Regions from separate parts of the Homo sapiens genome. Here region 1 is linked to region 2. A link is a loop called in an ENCODE intact Hi-C map of the cell type or tissue named here. Cell type or tissue: spleen. All regions are shown on one strand. Each heading gives the region's core, and the rest is flanking DNA. Links, peaks and the distances in the headings are about the cores only. Region 1 overlaps NFILZ (NFIL3 like basic leucine zipper). Region 2 has its middle 9.2 kb from the start of ANGPTL4.

The links. A loop is a pair of places that touch in the nucleus more often than their neighbours do. Peaks named below come from ENCODE experiments on the same cell type or tissue, not always from the same donor. Only the 100,000 strongest peaks of a DNase experiment are listed, where the experiment ranks them.
Region 1: a loop joins it to region 2, with 11 times the contacts of the local background. A loop is called at or near these places in 7 of 110 quality-filtered maps.

What each region holds. Positions count from the first base shown.
Region 1 is chr19:8,636,364-8,646,932 of GRCh38, reverse strand. All of the region lies in intron 3 of NFILZ (NFIL3 like basic leucine zipper), which reads right to left. Among named protein-coding and RNA genes, the nearest start is that of NFILZ, 11 kb to the right of the region's middle. In spleen, for the core only: a CTCF peak has its summit at 4,633 (motif pointing right); DNase peaks (open chromatin) are centred at 6,422, 6,719 and 8,472; H3K4me3 peaks cover 3,947 bases; H3K27ac peaks cover 4,175 bases; H3K27me3 peaks cover 3,455 bases.
Region 2 is chr19:8,349,627-8,360,195 of GRCh38, reverse strand. No RefSeq gene overlaps it. Among named protein-coding and RNA genes, the nearest start is that of ANGPTL4, 9.2 kb to the left of the region's middle. RefSeq lists an enhancer at 5,988-6,067. In spleen, for the core only: CTCF peaks have their summits at 5,894 and 6,094 (motif pointing left); a DNase peak (open chromatin) is centred at 6,065; H3K27ac peaks cover 2,342 bases; H3K27me3 peaks cover 3,365 bases.

The DNA.
Region 1 (10,569 bases), core at 1,053-9,052, 290 kb before region 2:
CCAGCTGCCTCAGGGCCTGTGTTCTTCCTGCCTGGGTTTTCCTAGCCTAGATCCGGGTCAGGAGGAAGGCTGTGAGGGGTCACTTCTCTGAGGATACGCATTTGCTCTTGGTTTAGGAGGAGCAGCAGAGGAAGGGCATTTTAGACAGAGGGAACAGCACAGACAAAGGTCCTGAGGTGTTTGGCAAATTGGAGGGACAAAGAGGAGCTCGGTGAGGGCTGAGTGACGTGGGGACAGCAGTGGGAGACAGGACGGGAAGTGATAGAGGGAACTGCATTGTGCAGGGCTTGCCGGCCACAGTGGGGATTGTGGTCTTTAACCCAGGGGCCTCGGGGAGCCACTGACGGTTCTAGGCAAAGGAAGAGTGGCTCTTACTTCCTCTCTCCAGTTATGCAGCCTCTGGCATTACTGGGAAACAGTCAGAACTCCTTTGGGTGTAAAAACAGAAGCAAGTGGCAGAACTGAACACAAGGTGAGGGGTCCAGGAATCCTGGTTCTGGCCACGCCAGCTGTGTGGCCTTGGACAAATTGCTTAACCTCTCTGCGCCCCAGCTTCCTCATCTGTGCAATGGAGATTAATACAAGGCAAGTGGTTAGGCTGGGCGCAGTGCCTCACGCCTGTAATCCCAGCACTTTGGGAGGCCGAGGTGGGCAGATCACTTGAGGTCAGGAGTTCGAGACTAGCCTGGCCAACATGGTGAAACCCCATCTCTACTAAAAGTATAAAAATTAGTTGGGTGTGGTGGAACACACCTATAATCCCAGCTACTCGGGAGGCTGAAGCAGGAGAATCACTTGAACCCAGGAGGCAGAGGTTGTAGTGAGCCGAGATCGCGCCACTGGACTCCAGCCTGGGCAACAGAGCAAGAGTCCATCCCCCCCAAAAAAAAAGAAAAAAAAATAAGGGTCTGGCATGTAGTAGGAGCTATACAATGTCACATATTATTTAGGTTGGTGCAAAACTAATTGTGGTTTTCCAGTTACTTTTAATGGCAAAAACCACAATTACTTTTGCATCAACCTAATATCATCTTCGTTTTCACAGTAAATATGGACCCACATAACTGAAAAGCTAGCTGCTTCAGGTGAGGCTTGATCCAGGCATCCACCAGACCTCACCAAGGCTCTGGTGCCTCTCCTCTGCCATCACTGGCTGCCTGGGCTTTATGTTCAGGCTCCACATTGCAGCTAACGCCCCAATCCTTCCCCAGTAGTCCACAAAGCAGTCACTGCCATTTCTCCCATTCTCCTACCCACACCCTCTAGGGCCAGCTCGAGGGTCTCTTTCAATTGCTCCCAAGAAAGAAAAAGGGAGGTGTACTTTCCCAGAATCCCCAGCAAATGTCCTTGCCTCTCATTGGCTCTGGGTGTGTTACACACTCACTCCTGAGCCAATCACTGTAACCAAAAGATGAGGTGTTGGCTGGGAGCTGGGGTTTGGAGCCAATCACAGCTGAGGCTGGGGACAACATGATCAGAAAAAGTAATGTAGGAGCCAGGAACTGTGGCTCATGCCTGTAATCCCAGCACTTTGGGAGGCCTAGGCAGGAGGATTAGCTTATGGCCAGGAGTTGAAGACCAGCCTGGGCAACATGGCTAGACCCCCATATCTTAAAAAAAAAAAAAAAAAAATCACCCAGGTGTGGTGGTGCAAACATGAGGTCCCAGCTACTCAGGAGGCTGAGGTGGGAGGATCACTTGAGCCCAGGAGTTTGAGGCTGCAGTGAGCTATGATTGCACCACTGCACTCCAGCCTGGGCGACAGACAAGACCCTGTCTCTTAAAATAAAACAGAATTAAGGAAATTGTATCTCATACAGTGAGATAATTGATAAGTAAGAAAATGGAAAGCTGGACAGGTGCGGTGGCTTATGCCTGTAATCCCAGCACTTTGGGAGGCTGAGGTGGGGGATGGGGGGAGGGTGGGATCACCTGAGGTCAGGAGTTCGAGACCAGCCTGACCAACATGGCGAAACCCCATCTCTACTAAAAATACAAAATTATCCAGGAATGGAGGCGTTTGCCTGTAATGTCAGCTACTGGGAGGCTGAGGCAGGAGAATCCTCTGAACCAGGGAAGCGGAGGTTGTGGTAAGCCGAGATCATGCCATTGCACTCCAGCCTGGGCAACAAGAGCGAAAACTCAGTCAAAAAAAAAAAAGTCATCTGGCTGGACATGGTGGTTTAAGAGTGTAATCTCAGCACTTTAGGAGGCCGAGGCAGAAGGATTGCTTGAGCCCAGGAGTTCAAGACCAGCCTGGGCAACACGGTAAGACCCCCATCTCTACAAAAAAAAAATTCTTTTAATAGCCAGGCATGGTAGCATACACTTGTGTTCCCAGCTACTCAGGAGGCTGAGGCAGAAGGATCTCTTGAGTATGGGAGGTTGAGGCTGCAGTGAGCCATGGTCTCCACTGCAATCAGCCTGGGCAACAGACTTCAAAGTCATAGCATAGACTGACTTTAATAGAATGAGATTCTTGACTGACCTCCGCTGGAAATGAGTTGAAATACATGTACAAGTTGACCCTATTACCAGCTACGGTGGCTCATGCCTGTAATCCCAGCAATTTCGGAGACTGAGGCATGTGGATCACTTGAGGTCAGGAGTTGGAGACCAGCCTGGCCAACATAGTGAAACCCTGTCTCTACTAAAAGTACAAAAATTAGTTGGGCATGGTAGCAATCGCCTGTAATCCCAGCTACTTGGTAGGCTGAGGCATGAGAGTCATCTGAACCCAGGAGGTGGAGGCTGCAGTGAGCCAAGACCATACCACTGCACTCCTGCCTGGGTAACAGAGCAGGACTCCATCTCAATTAATCAATCAATCAATCAATCAATGCCCTATCTCCAAATTCAGTCACACTGGGGTTTGGGGCTTCAATACGTGCATTTGGGGTGGAACAATTCAATCCATAATGAGGGAAGGAGGTGTTGGGGGAATGCAAATGGCTGAGAGAGAGAACCCCACAATAAACGAAGAAATGGAAATGTCCTGTGAATTAGTCAGAGTTCTCCCAAGAAACAAAATCAATAGCTGATCAGAAAGGTGGAGAGAGAGCGACAGCAACAGAAAGAGATAGAGAGATCCAGGGTGAGATTTATTATAAGGATTATATAATTACAGGGCTCATCTGATTATGGAGGCTGAGACATCCTATGATCTGCTTTCTGCAAGCTGAAGACCCAGGAAGATTCATGGTATTGTTCAAAGGTTGGAGAGCCTGAGAGCCAATGATGCAGATTCCAAGCCAGGTCTGAAGGCCTGAGAGCCAGGAGCACCAGGGGTAGAAGATCAATGTCCCTATTCCACAGTTTGACACAGACAGAATTCAACCTTCCTCTCTGCCTTTTTGTTCTAGTCTGGCCCTCAACAGATTGGATGAGGTCTGCCCACATTGGGGAGCACCATCTGCTTTTCTCAGTCCACCAATGCAAATGCTAATCTCTCCCAGAAACACCCTCCCAGATACACTCAGAAATAATGTTTAACCCAGATATCTGGGTGTCTTATGGCCCAGTCAAGTTGACACATAAAATTAACCATCACATCCCATAGAGAGGAAGTTATTTTCCATCATAAGACTGGTGGGCTAGCCTGGAAGTTATGGTCTCTACTTATAAACTCTCTTCTTTTGAGAAGTGAAAACATGTGAAAACATATCTTTAGAGTCAAAATCCTTAGCTGGGTGTGATGGCTCACGCCTGTGATCCCAGCACTTTGGGAGGCTGATGCAGGAACTTCACTTGAGCCCAGGAGTTTGAGACCAGCCTGAGCAACAGAGGGAGACCCCATTTCTTCAAAAAATTTTCAAATTAGCCAGGTGTGGTGGTGCATGCCTATGGGTCCAACTACTCAAGAGGCTGAGGTGGGGGGAGAGCTTGAGCCTAGGAGGTTGAGGATGCAGTAAACTATGATCACACCACTGCACTCCAGCCTGGGTGACAGGGAGATACCCTGTCTCAAAAAAAAAAAAAAGAGTCAAAATCCTTTAAGTTGAAACTGACGATTCAACACCCAACCACTCGCCAGCAAACATGTGTGACAGATTGGGGAGTGGGAAGAACAGCCCCAATATTTACAATATTTGTCATTTCCTCCAGTCAAGAGATAGATTCTGTTTCCTTACTTCCTGAGTCTGGGTTTGACCATATGGCTTGTTTTAGCCAATCAGACATTACCAAACATGACACAAGGGGAAGTTCTTGCGCATTAGGGCTATATTCTCTGCTTTTCCTAGCAACTCTGCAACCACCATGGGAATGAGCTTGAGCAAGCCCACCGGAGAGGCCACGTGGAGGAGAACCAAGGCACCCCAGCAAACAGCCTGCTAATGGACTCATGAGTGAAGCAATCCAAGGTAGTCAGCCCCAGCCAACCCACCAGCTAACTGTAGCCACATGCATGGGCCCAAGCAAGACCGACAGAAGAACCGCCTGGCTAAACTCAACCAAGTTGCCAACCCACAGAATCAAGGGTTAATAAGTGGCTATGGTTGCAATCCATAGGGTAGTTTGTTACACAGCAAAGGCTAACAGATACAATGTGTAAACACACTCTCTTTGGAAAGAGACATAGCCACTAATTCCCCAACAATAACCACACAGGCAAAGACATGCATGTGATCACCATGTTTCAGTGCTGCAAACCCTACTTTATTCATCACAGAACCACTAGGTGGCAGGAGTTCTTTGGTTCAAACTTTGACTTAGCTACAGGCTAAAGAATCAACTCGGGTCTACACTTAAAAAAAAAAAAAAAGAGAACGGTGATAAAAATTAGAGCCATAGGCCAGGCATGGTGGCTTCACACTTGTAATCCCAGCACTTTGGGAGGCTAAGGCAGGAAGATCACTTGAGCCCAAGAGTTCAAGATCAGCCTGGCCAACATAGCAAGACCCTGTCTCTACAAAAAACATAAAATGTAAAAAAAAGTACTAGCTGGGCATGATGGTGCACATCTGTGGTCCCAGCTACTTAGGAAACTGAGATGGAAGGATCCCTTGAGCCTGGGAGTTTGAGGCTGCAATGAGGTGTGATTGTGCCACTGCACTCCAGCAGCCTGGGCAACAGAGTGAGAAGCTCTCTCTAAAAAAAAAAAAAGCTATCATTTATTAAGGCATTGGTTCTAAATGCTTCACATATGTGTCATGTGATCCTCATAGCATCCCTACCAAGTAAGTGCTATTATTATCCTGGCTTTGCAGATAGGGAAACTGAGGCACAGAGAGAAGACATCTCAGCTGGTAAGGGAACTCACATCCAGTTCTTACTCTGACACCAAGGGCTGTCATGAAGTGTCTTCATAACCCTGAGCAAGTCTTTGTGCTCTTTTGACTCAGTTTCCCCATGTGTAAAATAAGAGAACCAAGCTAGATCAGAGGTTATGAACCCAGAATTGGAATGGGCTCTGTGGATAAAATTTTGCAGCACCACAATACCATACAACTATCTGCAAAATCTTTTGGGTAAATATATTTGGGGTGGGAGGAATTTTGGCAATGGGCCAGCAGTGGTCTTTAGATTTGGGTGAATTCCTAAACAAGTATGTGGTCCAGAAACATTTAAGAAACACTGGAGAGGCCAGGCATGATGGCTCACGCCTGTGATCTCAGCACTTTTGGAGGCTGAGGTGAGCGGATTGCTTGAGCCTGGGAGTTCAAGACCAGCCTGAGCAACATAAGGAGACCCCATCTCTACAAAAAAAAAACAAACATTAGTCAGGTGTGGTGGTGCATGCCAGTAGTCCCAGCTACGCGGGAGGCTGAGGTGTGAGGATCACTTGAGCCTGGGAGGTCGAGGTTGTGGTGAGCCGTGAGAAAGAAACATTGGAGAATATGCTCTTGAAGACCCATCCTTCAAGTGAACACCAAATGCTACAATTACAAAGATGCAGAAACCAAGCAAACCTTGCAGAGAACAGTCTTAGTTACAATTCAGTCCATATTACCGAGGCATTGAACTGCAGTCAAGGTTAAGTGTAACCCTGGTCTTCTTCCAGGCTTGAGTGATATGCATCTTTCCAATACTATCTGCACCCTCGTCTCAGAACTAAACCAGTTCTGGGCTTATCCCATACAGCACGACCTGCCCAAGGAGGTTCTCCTCACCCCTGCCCCTTGCAAGGTGCTGTTGCTGTAACTTTGACCTCTGGTCCTTGAATATCCACACCCTGAGAAAGCAGTTAATGATTACAGAAACTGTGAGAAGAGTCCACAACATATTCTGTTGCCAACGCTTGCCTAATTTTCCAGAAGTCTGGTGCAATGTGGCTGCTTCTGGTCTCTTGAGGTTTGTCTGGGGATGGGTTGCTGTCTCTCATCGTGTCGCCGCCTCAATTTTTCTGGACTGTGCCAGCTCTTACCCACCCGGGAGCAGCAGCGTTCAAGACAGCTTGACATCAAAGGCACCTTCTGCTGCTCACAGCCATTGGCCCCGGGTGTCCTAAGTGAACTTCCCCTTCACAGGACAGCCTGGTAAACTCCAAGCCGGTCATCACGCTCTATGCTGTGTTATGCAACAAGTGTGTAAACTTTTCCTGTTGGTGGTGGAATGCTTTGTCAAGCAACATCTTATGCAGAAGCTCAAGCAATGGTAAAAAAAAAAAAAAAAAAAACTACAGCAGGAACAATAGGTTCTTGCTACATTGGCCAGACTGGGAGAGCACAGTATCTTGAGAGGCAACCTGCAGGCAGTCCATGTGCAAGAGTGATCTGGGGGAAAATCAAGAACACAGGACCGGTTCACCCGCAAAGCACTGGCCCCAGGAAGGTGGGTGAGGGCAAGAGTTCAGCGGGCAGGAACTCAGGCCAAGACGCAACCATGAGAACAGAGGCCCTGGGAATTCACAAGCATCTCACAGAGGGCACCAGGCTTCCCACAGGTCGTGGGAGAGAGGCAGACGCCAAATCTCTGAGGCTCTATTGACCCCAGCTGACATCTGGGTAACATCTGTTATACAAAAGAGCCGGGACCCAGCCAAAACATGGCAACCCCAGTAGGGCTTTTAAACACCCAGCAGGGTTTTTTAAATAGTGTTAGAGAGATTCTTTCACAACAACAAACTCACTAATGGCCACCTGGCTCAGCTGCCGCCCAGAGACACCCAACACACACACGCCTACCGCATATAAAAATAAACTAATCCTTACCCCATGTGTGGTATATGCCAGACACTGGCCTATCACTTTACACATATTAATTCATGTCGTCCTTCCAACAACTCCTTCAGGTAGGTGCTATTATCATCCACCCAGCAGCCAGAGAGGACACCCTCAACACATCCCAGGGTAAAAGCTTGAGTACTTTCTGCAAATCTTTTTTTTTTTTTTTTAATTTTCTTAAGAGATGGTCTGGCTCTGTGACCCAGGCTGTATTGCTGTGGTGCGATCATAGCTCACTACAGCCTCAAACTCCTGGGCTCAAGCGATCTTCCTGCCTCCTGAGTAGCTGGGACTACAGGCACATGCCACCATACTTGGCTAATTGTTGCGTTTTGTTTTGTTTTGTTTTGTTTTTGTAGAGGCAGGGGTCTTGCTATGTTGCCCAGGCTGGTCGCAAACTTCCAGGCTCAAATGATCCTCCTGCCTCAGCCTCCCAAAGTGCTGGGGTTACAGGTGTGAGCCGCCATGCCTGGCCTGCCATGCCTGTAACTCTTGAGATCTTGCAAGCTCTCCTTCCCCACAACACCCACTGTCACCTCTCTGCCTTTGCCCTCCTTCCTCTCACCCCTTCTATCACTCTGCTCCAACCACATGGACCTCCTCACTGTTCCTTAAACAGCCAAGTAGGCCGGGCTCAGTGGCTGACACCTGCAATCCCACCACTTTGGGAGGCCGAGTCGGGCAGATCACTTGAGGCCAGGAGTTTGAGACCAGCCTGGCCAATGTGGTGAAAGCCTGTCTCTATTACAAATACAAAAAATTAGCTGGGCATGGTGGTGTGCGCCTGTAATCCCAGCTACTCGGAGGCTGAGGCAGGAGGATCCCTTGAACCCGGGAGGCAGAGGTTGCGGTGATCCAAGATTGTGCCACTGCACTCCAGTCTGGGCAACAGAGCGAGATTCCATCTCAAAAAAAAAAAAAAAAACAGCAAAGTAAATTCCTGCTTCAGGGCCTTTGCACTTGCTTTGCCCTCTGCCAGAAAGACTCTCCCCTCCCCTCCATCCCCCTAGAAGCACCTCACTCTCCTCACCTTCCCCGGGAGGTCCCCCCACCTCTAAAGCTGCAGCCTCTTCCCCATGTACACAAACGCAGCCCTACCACCCTGTGACATACTGCAGACTTGACCAACTCTTCATCTTTATTTCTGCCTTCCTGGCCCACCAGGGCAGGCATTTGGGTCTGTTTTGTTCGCCGCTGCAACCCCCAGTGCTTGGAATGGAGCCTGGCACGCAGGAGGTGTTCGTTCCGTAAATATTTGTTGAATGAATGAATCCACACTGAAAGAGGAAACGGGCAGGAGAGAAGTTGGGCAATTCGCCCAAGGCCCCACAGTCCTTAAGTGGCAGAAGCAAGACGGGAGCCCCCACAGTTCAACTGCACAGGCTTCCTAACCACTGTGTGAGGTTTTCCCCCAGGCACATCCCTTTGCACGCCCACAAATGCACACAGCGGCTAACGCACGTGCACACTCATGAACGCACGTGTAAATTCCACCACCAACAGGATAAGTGTGCGCACTTCTAGCATCACACAGCATAGCGTGTGACGCCTGGCTTAGCGTTTACCGCGGAATGGCAATGAGTTCGTTGTAGAATCTAGGGGTGAGTGTGCCTGTGCCCAATTCTTTCCATTTTTCTGTGTGTTGGAAAGAGTTTCTAATGTTGAGAAAATTTGACTTCCCATAGCATCTACTGATCTTTGCTCTATTAAGGTGGCCTGGCAAGGTCATGCTGGCACTAACCTGTGTTGGGGAAAGGTCTATGAAGTCCTTCTCTGTTCTACAAGAGCAAGGGGACTATGTGGAGGCTTTTTGTTTTTCTTTTTCTGTTCTTTTCTTTTTTTTTTTTTTTTTTTTTTGAGACCATCTTTAGTCTTGCTCTTGTCGCCCAGGCTGTAGTACAGTGGCGCAATCTCAGCTCACTGCAATCTCCGCCTCCCTGGTTCAGGTGATTCTCCTGCCTCAGCCTCCCAAGTAGCTGAGATTACAGGCATCTGCCACCATGCCTGGCTAATTTTTTGTATTTTAGTAGAGATGGAGTTTCACTATGTTGGTCAGGCTGGTCTCAAACTCCTGACCTCAGGTGATCCACATGCCTCAGCCTCCCAAAGTGCTGGAATTACAGGCGTGAGCCACTGCACTCGGCCTTTTTTTTTTTTGAGATGGAGTCTCACTCTGTCGCCTAGGCTGGAGAGCAGTGGTGCAATCTCGGGTCACTGCAACCTCCACCTCCCCAGTTCAAGCTATTCTCCTGCCTCAGCCTCCCAAGTAGCTGGGACTACAAGTATGCACCGCCATTCCCTGCTAATTTTTGTATTTTTAGTAGAGAAGGGGCTTCACCATGTTGGTCAGGCTGGTCTCGAACTCCTGACCTCAGGAGTTGCTGAGTTCTATGGTAACTTTGTGTTTAAGGTTTTGTTTTGGTTTGGTTTTGGTTTTTTTTCTATTGCCCAGGCTGGAGTGCAGTGGTGTGATCTCAGCTCACTACAATCTCTGCCTCCTGGATTCAAGTGACTCTCCTGCTTCAGCCTTCTGAGAGCTGAGATTATATGTGTGCGTCATCACACCCGGCTGGAGTGCACAGTCCTAGCTCACTGCAGCCTCGAACTCCTGGGCTCAAGTGATCCTTCTGCCTTGGCCTCTTAAAGTACTGGGACTACAGGTATGAGCCACCACATTCAGCCTTGCCCATTTTTTTAAAAACTAGGCAAGGATTTGGTTAGAATGAAGATTCTGGCCTCCCCTCCAGGCACCCTGTCCTATACCTCACCTGATTCGCACTTCTATATCTTCCCCTTGGCCCCAGCTCTATCCCTGACTGTCCCCCTCCAGTATCCAGGGGACCAGTGTCCTGTCTCTCCATACAAAAGCCTCCATATAGGCCAGGCGCAATGGCTAATGCCTGTAATCCCAAAACTTTGGGAGGCCAAGGTGGGCGGATCACTTGTGGTCAGGAGTTCGAGGCCAGCCTGGGCAAAAGGGTGAAACCTCACCTCTATTAAAAATACAAAAATTAGCCAAGCATGGTGGCTCACGCCTGTAATCCCAGCACTTTGGGAGGCCAAGGCAAGCTGATCACCTGAGGTCGGGAGTTCAAGGCCAGCCTCACCAACATGGTGAAACCCCGTCTCTACTAAAAATAAAAATTAAAAAAAAAAACATAGCTGGGCATGATGGTGCATGCCTGTAATCCTAGCTACTCAGGAGGCTAAGGGAGGAGAATTGCTTGAACCCAGGAGGCAGAGGTTGCGGTGAGCCGAGATGGCGCCATTGAACTCCAGCCTGGGCGACAGAGCAAGACTCTGTTTCAAAAAAAAAAAAAAAAAGATGGAGTCTCGCTGTGTTGCCCAGGCTGGAGTGCAATGGCGCAATCTCGGCTCACTGCAACCTCCGCCTCCCAGGTTCAAG
Region 2 (10,569 bases), core at 1,630-9,629:
TTTTTGAGACAGAGTCTTGCTCTGTCGCCAAGGCTGGAGTGCAGTGGTGCAATCTCTGCTCACTGCAACTTCCACCTCCTGGGTTCAAATGATTCTCCTGCCTCAGCCTCCCGAGTAGCTGGGATTACAGGTGCCCACCACCACGCCTGGCTAATTTTTGTATTTTAGTAGAGACGGGGTTTCGCCATGTCCAGGCTGGTCTCTAACTCCTGACCTCAGGTGATCCGCCTACCTCGGCCTCCCAAAGTGCTGGGATTACAGGTATGAGCCACTGCGCCCAGCCTGTTATGTGTATTTCACTACAAATGTAAATGCCATTAAGCTAGGCAAGGTGGCTCATGCTTGTAATCCCAGTACTTTGGGAGGCCAAGGTGGGAGGACTGCTTGAGCCCAGGAGTTCAAGATTGGGTAACATGGCAAGACCCTGTCTGTACAAAAAATTTAAAAAATTAGCTGGGGCCAGGCTGGGCACGGTGGCTCATGCCTGTAATACCAGCACTTTGGGAGTCCAAGGTGGGCAGATCGTGAGGTCAGAAGTTCGAGACCAGCCTGACCAACATGGTGAAACCCGGTCTCTACTAAAAATGTAAAAATTAGCCAGGCGTGGAGGCGCGCGCCTGTAATCCCAGTTACTCGGGAGGCTGGGGCAGGAGAATCGCTGGAACCCGGGAGGCAGAGGGTGCAGTAAGCAGAGATTGCGCCACTGCACTCCAGCCTGGGCAACAGGGCGAGACTCTGTCTCAAAAAAAAAAAAAAATTAGCTGGGGCCCGGCATGGTGGCTCACACCTGTAATCCTAGCACTTTGGGAGGCTGAGGTGGGTGGATCACTTGAGTCTGGGAGTTCGAGACCAGCCTGGCCAGCATGGTGAAACCCCATCTCTACTAAAAATACAGAAATTAGCAGGCATGGTGGTGTGTGGCCGTAATCTCAGCTATTTGTGAGGCTGAGGTGGGAGATTCGCTTGAACCCAGGAGGTGGAGGCTGCAGTAAGCGGAGATCGTACCATTGCACTCCAGCTTGGGTGACAGAGCAAGACTCTGTCTCAAAAAAAAAAAAAATAGCTAGGCGTGGTGGCACATTCCTGTAGTATGAGCTACTTGGGAGGCTGAGGTGGGAGGATCATTTGAACCTGGGAAGTCGAGGCTCAAAGCTACAGTGAGCCAAGATTGCACCCCTGCACTCTAGCCTAGGGGACAGATCAAGACCCTGTATCCAAAAAATAAATAAACACACATAGAGACATAAAATATAAATATATATAATACACACAGAGACACATACATATGCAATACACATAAAGATATATATATACATATATGGAGAGAGCCACACTTACATACAGAGAGATACATATATATAACATACACAAACAGGCTGGGCAGGGTGTCTCACACCTGTAATCCTGACACTTTGGGAGACTGAAGTGGCAGGATTGCTTGAAATCAGGGATTTCAGACCAGCCTGGGTAACAAAGTGAGACCCCATCCCTCCAAAAAATAAAAGATTAGGGCTGGGCGTGGCGGCTCACGCCTGTAATCCTAGCACTTTGGGAGGCCGAGGCAGGCGGATCACCTGAGGTCAGGAGTTCAAGACCAGCCTGGCTGACATGGTGAAACCCCATTTCTACTGAAAATACAAAAAAAAATCAGCCGGGCATGGTGGCATCTGTAATCCCAGCTACTTGGGGGGCTGAGGCAGGAGAATCACTTGAACCCGGGAGGCAGAGGTTGCAGTGAGCCAAGATTGTGCCATTGTATTCCAGCCTGGGTGACAAGAGCGAAACTCCATCTCAAAATAAATAAATAAATATAAAAATAAAAAAATAAATAAAATAAAAAATTAGCCAGGTGTGGTGGTGCCTACCCGTACTCCCACACGTACTCAAGGAGGCCGATGCAAGAGGACAACTTAAGCTCAGGAGGTGGAAGCTGCAGTCTGCTATGATCGTACCATTGCACTCCCATTTGGGCATCAGAGTGAGACTCTGTCCCAAAAAAAAAAAAAAAAAAAAAAGAGGTCTGGCACGGTGGCTCAGGCCTGTAAACTCAGCTCCTCGGGAGGCTGAGGGAGGAGAATCGCTTGAACCTGGAAGGCAGAGGTGGCAGTGAGCTAAGACTGCGCCATTGAACTCCAGCCTGGGTGACAGAGCAAGACTCCATCTCAAAAAAAAAAAAGGCCGGGCGCGATGGCTCACGCCTGTAATCCCAGCACTTTGGGAGGCCGAGGCGGGTGGATCACGAGGTCAGGAGATCGAGACCATCCTGGCTAACATGGTGAAACCCCGTCTCTACTAAAAATACAAAAAATTAGCCAGGCGTGGTGGCAGGCACCTGTAGTCCCAGCTACTCAGGAGGCTGAGGCAGGAGAATGGCGTGAACCCAGGAGGTGGAGCTTGCAGTGAGCCGAGATGAGGCCACTGCACTCCAGCCTGGGCAACAGAGCGAGACTCTGTCTCAAAAACAAAAAAAACAAGAAACAAAACAACAACAACACACACACACGTATACGTAATACATAAGTGCATAAGTGCATAGATAGATAAAATACACTCACATAGAGACGTATTCTTATATATTTATATAATACACTCATGCAGGGTGAGATAATACACACTTTTTTGTACATCTTCTTTTTCTGACCCACTTAAGGATATATTGCACACATAACGTGTGCCTTTTGCCCTTTACTAAGAAAAAAAAGTGTTTATATAACCGTGGTACAGCTAGCAATTTCAGGAAATTTGACCCTGACATAGTACTGTTATCTAATCTATGGTCCATATTCCAGTTTCATCAATTGTGTCAAGCATGACCTGAACAGCTGTGGTTTGTGTTTCTGTTTGTTTTCCTTTGTTTTGGAGACAGGGTCTCACTCTGTCATTCAGGCTGGAGTGCAGTGGTGCGATTATAGCTCACTGCAGCCTCCAACTCCTGGGCTCAAGTGATCCTCCTGCCTCAGCCTCCTGAGCAGCTGGGACTACAGGCACATGCCACCACACCAGGCTAATTTTGGTATTTTTTGGTAGAGACAGGGTTTAGTTACATTGCCCAGGCTGGTCTCAAACTTGAACTCCTGAACTCAGGCGATCCTCCCACCCCGGCATCCCACAGACCTGGGATTACAGGCATGAGCCACTGTGCCTGGCCACAGCTGTTTTTTGTTTTGTTTTGTTTTTTTAAAAAAAACTGAGTCTCCCTCTTTTGCCCAGGCTGGAATGCAGTGGCATGATCTCAGCTCACCACAACCTCAGCCTCCTGGGTTCAAGCAATTCTCCTGCCTCAGCCTCCTGAGTAGCTGGGAATACAGGCACACGCCACCATGCCCAGCTAATTTTTGTATTTTTAGTAGAGATGGGGTTTCACTATGTTGGTCAGGCCGGTCTCGAACTCTGACCTCATGATCCTCCCGGATACACTATAATGTGCTAGGATTACAGGCGTAAGCCACCGCGCCCGGCCTCACAGCCATGTTTTTTATGAGCAGGACCCTATCCAGAATCATCCACTGCATTTCATTGTCATATCCTGTTGGTCCTTTTTTTTTTTTTTTTTAATCTGAGACAGGGTCGTTGTTATGTTGCCGAGGCTGGTCTCAAATCTGGACTCAAGCAATCTTCCTGCCTCAGCCTACTGAGTAACTGGGAATACAGGTGCATTCGCTATACCAGGCAGGGCACTGGCATTTTTTGAGACACGGTCTCACTTTGTCACCAAGGCTGGAGTGCAGCAGTGAGATCACAGCTCACTGCAGCCTCAACCTCCTGGGCTCAAGTGATCCTCCCACCTCAGCCTCCTGAGTAGCTGGGACAACAGGCATAAGCCACTATGCCTGGCCAAACACTGATATTTTCGAGATGTACACACCGGTTTTTTGTAGCACGTCCTCCATTTTGCATTTGTCTGATGCAGATGTTTCTTCCCCTTAAGGTGCCTGTTATGTATTTTTGGCAGTGATGTTGTGTCCTTCTCAGTGTATGATATCAGGAGGCACATGATATCTGTTTGCTCATTGGCACCATGAATGGTGCTAAGATTTAACTACATAAGTTGAATCCTAGATGGTCAATGCTGCAATGGGGTAAGCACACAGGCCTAGAAGAGTATAGAAAAGATGTCAATCCCATTAGGTAAGGATTCCTGGAGCAGGGGTCCTAAGACTGAGAGATGCTTGACAGAGTCCTAGACAAAGTGTACAGGAAATAGATGACTCAGGTTCAAGGAAGAGCATGAAAAATTCTCTCTGGCTTGAGACATGCAGGATTCTTCTCAGACAAGCCCACAAGGTTGTTAGGACTATGTAATGGCACATCGTGTCCAGTGACTGGCCTCTACCGCCCCCAGCAACTAACCACAGTCTTCCTGCCACACTGTACTCACATCCAGGTCACCAAGAAAGGTCAGCCCAAGAGCAGGACCTCAAACACTCAGGGCAGAAAGGATGACTCAGAATCTGGGCTGGTGCTCAGAAGGGAACGGGGTTGCCTTTCCACCCTCCCCTATTAGCTTTTCCCCATAATTCCTTCCAGTCTGGGAACTTGTACATTGCAGGGCAGACAGCTATGAAGTCACTAAGGAAATAATAACTGTAGCAGCGTACATTTATTTAGTGCCACCTTTACACCATCAGACACTTGTGTAATCCATTTTATCTCAACCTCAAGTCGGTCCCTGAAAGGAGATAAATTGAGCTTCTGAGACCTTTAGGAATTTGGACAAAGTCACACAGCTCAGAAGGGTCAAGATTTGAACCTAGGCCAGGCGTGGTGGCTCATGTCTGTAATTCCAGCAATTTGGGAGGCTGAGGTGGGCAGATTACCTGAGATCAGGAGTTTGAGACCAGCCAGGCCAACCTGGTGAAAACTTCTCTCTACTAAAAATACAAAATATTAGCTGGGCATGGTGGTGAGTGCTACCTCCCAGCTACTTGGGAGGCGGAGGCAGGAGAATCGCTCTAACCTAGGAGGCAGAGGCTGCAGTGAGCCAAGATCGCACAACTGCACTCCAGCCTGGGTGACAAAGCCAGAATCCATCTCAAAAAAAGAGATAAAAAAAAAGATTTGAACCTAGTTCTCTTTAGTTCCAAACCATTGAATCTCTCTTTCTGTCTTTTAAGACGGTGGCGGGGGAGGGCACGTGGGGTGGTGGTGGGATGTCTTGCTGTGTTGCCAAGGCTGGATTGGAACTACTGGGCCCAAGAAATCCTCCCATCTCAGCCTGCTCACTAGCTGGAATTAACGGTGCCCAAAACCGTGACCTCTTTTATTTTATTTTTCATTTAATTTTGTTGTTGTTTTGTTTTTGAGACGGAGTCTCACTCTGTCGCCCAGGCTGGAGTGCAGTGGCACTATCTCGGCTCACTGCAAGCTCCACCTCCTGGGTTCATGCCATTCGCCTGCCTCAGCCTCCCGAGTAGCTGGGATTACAGGTGCCCGCCACCAGGCCCAGCTAATTTTTTGTATTTTTAGTAGAGATGGGGTTTCACCGTGTTAGCCAGGATGGTCTTGATCTCCTGATCTCATGATCCGCCCGCCTCGGCCTCCCAAAGTGCTGGGATTACAGGCGTGAGCCACCGTACCTGGCCTATTTTTAAAGCTTGTCATTGTTTTGTAATTTACGATTTATTTATTTATTTATTTGAGACAGCGTCTTGTTCTGTCACCCAGGCTGGAGTGCAGTGGGGCGATCTCGACTTACTACTACCTATGCCTCCCAGCTTCAGGGGGTTCTTATGCCTCAGCCTCCTGAGTAGCTGGGATTACAGCTGCTGGCCACCATGCCCGGCTAATTTTTGTATTTCTAGCAGAGACTGGGTTTCACCATGTTGATCTTGAACTCCTGATCTCCAGTGATCCACCCGCCTCGGCCTTCCAAAGTGTTGGGATTACAGGCGTGAGCCATCGCGCCCAGCCTATTTTTATTTTTGGGAAATTATTTTTACAACAATAAGAAAAAGCTAGAGATAGATTCCCCCACTACCCCCCACCCCGAAAATTCCTTCTCTGTATATACCCGGTTTGACAACCGCGGCCCCGGGGGGTTTACCCTAGATAGCAGCGCCCTCTGGTGGTGAACTCGAGAGCAGCTGTTCTGGCCGCTCAGACGCGCTCCTTTCCCGCTGATCCCAGGCGCCTGAGAGGAAGTTCAAGGCCTCCTGGCGGCTGCCCGCCCGCTGTGGGAGGCTCGAGAAGACTGAGTAAATCAAGGGGGAAGTGGAGATGATGACGACGATGATGATTTTTGAGACAGAGTCTCGCTCTGTCGCCCAGGCTGGAGTACAGTGGCGCGATCTCGGCTCACTGCAACCTACACCTCCCGGGTTCAGGGGATTCTCCTGCCTTGGCCTCCCAAGTAGCTGGGACTACAGGCGCACGCCACCACACCCGACTAACTTTTGTATTTGTAGTAGAGATGAGGTTTCACCATGTTGGCCAGGCTGGTCTCAAACTCCTGACTTCAAGTGATCCACCCGCTTCAGCCTCCCAAATTGCTGGGATTATAGGCGTGAGCCACTGCACCCCGGTTGAGACAGTCTTGCTCTTGGCCCAGGCTGCAGTGCAGTGGCGTGATCATAGCTTACTGTAGCCTCAAATTCCTGGGCTCAATCAATTCTGCCATCTCAGCATCCTGAGTAGCTGGGACTACGGGAACATGCTACCATCCCCAGCTAATTTTTAAAAATGTCTGCTGGGTGCAGTGGCTCATGCCTGTAATCCCAGCACTTTGGGAGGTCGAGGCGGGTGGATTACGAGGTCAGCAGATGGAGACCATCCTGGCTAATGCGGTGAAACCCCATCTCTACTAAAAATACAAAAAATTAGCCAGGCATGGTGGCAGGTGCCTGTAATCCCAGCTACTAGGGAGGCTGAGGCAGGGGAATTGCTTGAACCCTGGAGGCGGAGCTTGCAGTGAGCCGAGATTGCGCCACTGCACTCCAGCCTGGGCGACAGAGCAAGACTCTGTCTCAAAAATAAATAAATAAATTTTCTAGAGACAGGGTCTTGCTTTGTTGCCCAGGCTGGTCTCAAACTCTCAGCCTCAAGCAATTCTCCTGTCTTAGCCTCTCGAGGCACTAGGATTACAGGCATGCACACCACAACTGGCCAATGCTGTCTTTTGAAGCTCCTGACTGGGGCCAATTAGCTCTCATGTCAGGGGTGTCAATGTTCTGAGACAGGCCGGGCACAATGGCTCACGCCTGTAATCCCAGCATTTTGGGAGGCAGAGGTGGGCGGATCACCTGAGGTCAGGAATTTGAGACCAGCCTCGCCAACATGGTGAAACCCTGTCTCTACTAAAAATACAAACAATTAGCTGGGCTGATAGCAGGTGCCTGTAATCCCAGCTACTGGAGAGACTGAGGCTGAAGAATTGCTTGAATTCGGGAGGCGGAGCTTGCAGTGAGCTGAGATCGCGCCACTGTACTCCAGCCTTGGCGACAGAGCGAGACTGTCTCAAAAAAAAAAAAAAAAAAAAAAAAAAAACTGTTCAGAGACAGGCGCAGTCTCTCTGGGCAGTTAAGCATTCCAGATGGGGGCAGGGGTGCCTTGGAGTTTCCAGGAGGCCCCTAAAATGGCAAAGGAGCTGAAAGTGGCTCCCAAGGGGTTCAATGTATTCTGGAGTGCCCGGGAACCTCCTCCCTCTCTCTTTTCTTTTCTGACTCAAGCCTCAGCCTGGGACAGGGTGGGAGAGAGAAGGGTCACATTTTCTACCATGAACACCCAGGGTATTAGGAATGTGGGGGAGGAGGGAAGTTGTTTAAGAGGTCTAAGAGCATCTTCCTCACCCACGCAAGCAAAATTCCTTTTCTTTCTTTCTTTCTCTTTCCTTCTTTCTTTCTTTCTCTTTCTTTCTTTCTATTTCCGTCCCTCCCTCTCTCTCTTTCTTTCTTTTCTCCCCTCTTTCTCTCTTTCTTCCTTCCATCCTTCCCTCCCTCCCTCCTTTCTTCCTTTTTCTTTCCTTCTTTTTCTTTCTTTCTCTTTCCCTCCCTCCCTCTTTTTCTTTCTTCTTTTCCCCCCTTTCTCTCTTCCTTCCTTCCTTCCCTCCCTCCCTCCTTTCTTTCTTTCTTTCTTTCTTTCTTTCTTTGTCTCTCTTTTCTTTCTTTCTTTTTTTTTTGACAGAGTCTCGCTCTGTCACCCAGGCTGGAGTGCAGTGGCGCGATCTTCGCTCACTGAAACCTCTGCCTCAGCCTCCTGAGTAGCTGGGATTACAGGTGCACAGCACCATGCCCGGATACATTTTTTAGTTTTAGTACAGATGGGGTTTCGCCATGTTGGCCAGGCTGGTCTCCAACGCCTGACCTCAGGTGATCCGCCCACCTCAACCTCCCAAATTGCTGGGCATGCAGGCATGAGCCACCGTGCCCGGCCCCTTTTCTTTCTTATACCTCTCCCCACTGGCTAGCTAGGCAGGAATACTCTTCAGAAATTCTTGGTCTGCAGGGAGCTTGAAATCACCTTTCAATCTTTCCATTCAGTGAAAATTTATTGAGTGTCTACTGTGTGCTGAGCACCTGTGGTGGGATTCTGAGTAGCTGGGATTACAGGCGCCCACCACCACAGGCTGGAGTGCAATACTGCACTCTCAGCCCATTGCAACCTCTGCCTCCTGAGTTCAAGTGATTCTCCTGCCTCAGCCTCCTGAAGAGCTGGGATTACAGGCGCACGCCACAATGCCCAGCTAAATTTTGTTTTTTTTTTTTGAGACGGAGTCTCGCTCTGTCACCTAGGCTGGAGTGCAGTGGTGCGATCTTGGCTCACTGCAAACTCCGCCTCCCGGGTTCATGCCATTCTCCTGCCTCAGCCTCCTGAGTAGCTGGGACTACAGGCACCCGCCACCACGCCCGTCTAATTTTTTGTATTTTTAGTAGAGACGGGGTTTCACCGTGTTAGCCACGATGGTTTCAATCTCCTGACCTCGTGATCCGCCTGCCTTGGCCTCCCAAAGTGCTGGGACTACAGGCGTGAGCCACCGCGCCTGGCCAATTTTTGTATTTTCAGTAGAGACGAGGGTTTCAACATATTGGTCAGGCTGGTCTCGAACTCCTGAACTCAAGTGATCCGCCTGCCTCAGCCTCACAACATTCTGGGATTACAGGCATGAGCCACCACTCTGGCCGCAATTTCCAATCTCCTTTTCTCTCTCTCTGTCTCTCTCTCTCTCTCTCTCTCTCTCACACACACACACACACACACACAAACACACACCCCTCTGCTTCCATCATAACACCTTCTATAACTCTGACCCTCCTACCTTTCTCTTCTTTTTTATTTTGAGACAGAGTCTCTGTCTTTCAGGCTGAAGTGCAGTGGTGTGATCTTGGCTCACTGCAATCTCTGCTTCCTGGGTTCAAGAGAAGTGATTCTCATGCCTCAGCCTCTGGAGTAGCTGGGACTACAGGCATGCACCACCATGCCTGGCTAAATTTTTTGTGTGTTTTTAGTAGAGGAAGGGTTTCACCATGTTAGCCAGGCTGGTCTCGAACTCCTGGCTTCAAGTGATCTGTCCGCCTCAGCCTCCTAAAGTGCTGGGATTACAGGCGTGAGCCACTGTGCCAGCCATAATGATTTTATGTTATGAGACAGGGTCTCACTCTGTTGCCCAGGCTGCAGTACAGTGGCTCAATCATGGCTCACTGCAACTTCGACCTCCTGGGCTCAAGCGATCCTCCTGCCTCAGCTTCCCAATGTGCTGGGATTACCGGAATGTGTCACTGCACCTGGCCAATAATCAGGTTTTTATCTTGCCTTTCTTCTCTAAAAGTGTCACTGGAAAACCAGATAGTACATAAGAAGAAGTATCTTGCATAAAAAAAAAAAAAAGAATTCAACTAACAAATAAGGACGAAATGGCCAGGCGTGGTGGCACAAGCCTGTAATCCCAGCTACTAGGGAGGCTGAGGAAGGAGAATCACTTGAACCTGGGAGGCAGAGGTTGCAGTAAGCTGAGATTGTGCCACTGCACTCCAGCCTGGGTGACAGAGCGAGATTCCATCTCATAAAAAAAATTAAATAAGTAAATAAAGAAGGAAGAAACACAAGAGATATGACATCACTATTTTGTAATCTCTAAGGAGTTAATTCTCGATGGCTACTGGACTGAGGAAAGGAGGCACAGCCAAACATCACAAGCCTCCTAGTGAAAGAACAGAACGCCATCAGTAGTCATGTCAAAGTAATCAAATCTGAGTCTGACCCCAGTTCTAGAAGCAACCGCCAATTTGCAGGGAATACCAAGGACAGAAGAACATCCTGAACTAACTACACAATGAGTGTAGGATCAGCAACATTTAGACCATAGGAAACACTTCAGGACAAGCAGCCAATTGTGCGATCCTTTTTTTTTTTTTCCTTCCTTCCTTCCTTCCTTCCTTCCTTCCTTCCTTCCTTCCTTCCTTCCTTCCTTCTTTCCTTCCTCCTTCCCTTCCCCTCCCTTCCTCCCTTCCTCCCTTCCTCCCTTTCTCTCTTTCTCTCTTTCTTTCTTTCTTTCACAGGGTCTCACTCTGTTTCCCAGGCTGGAGTGCAGTGATGTGATCACAGCTCACTGCAGCCTTGATCACCTGGGCTCGAGCG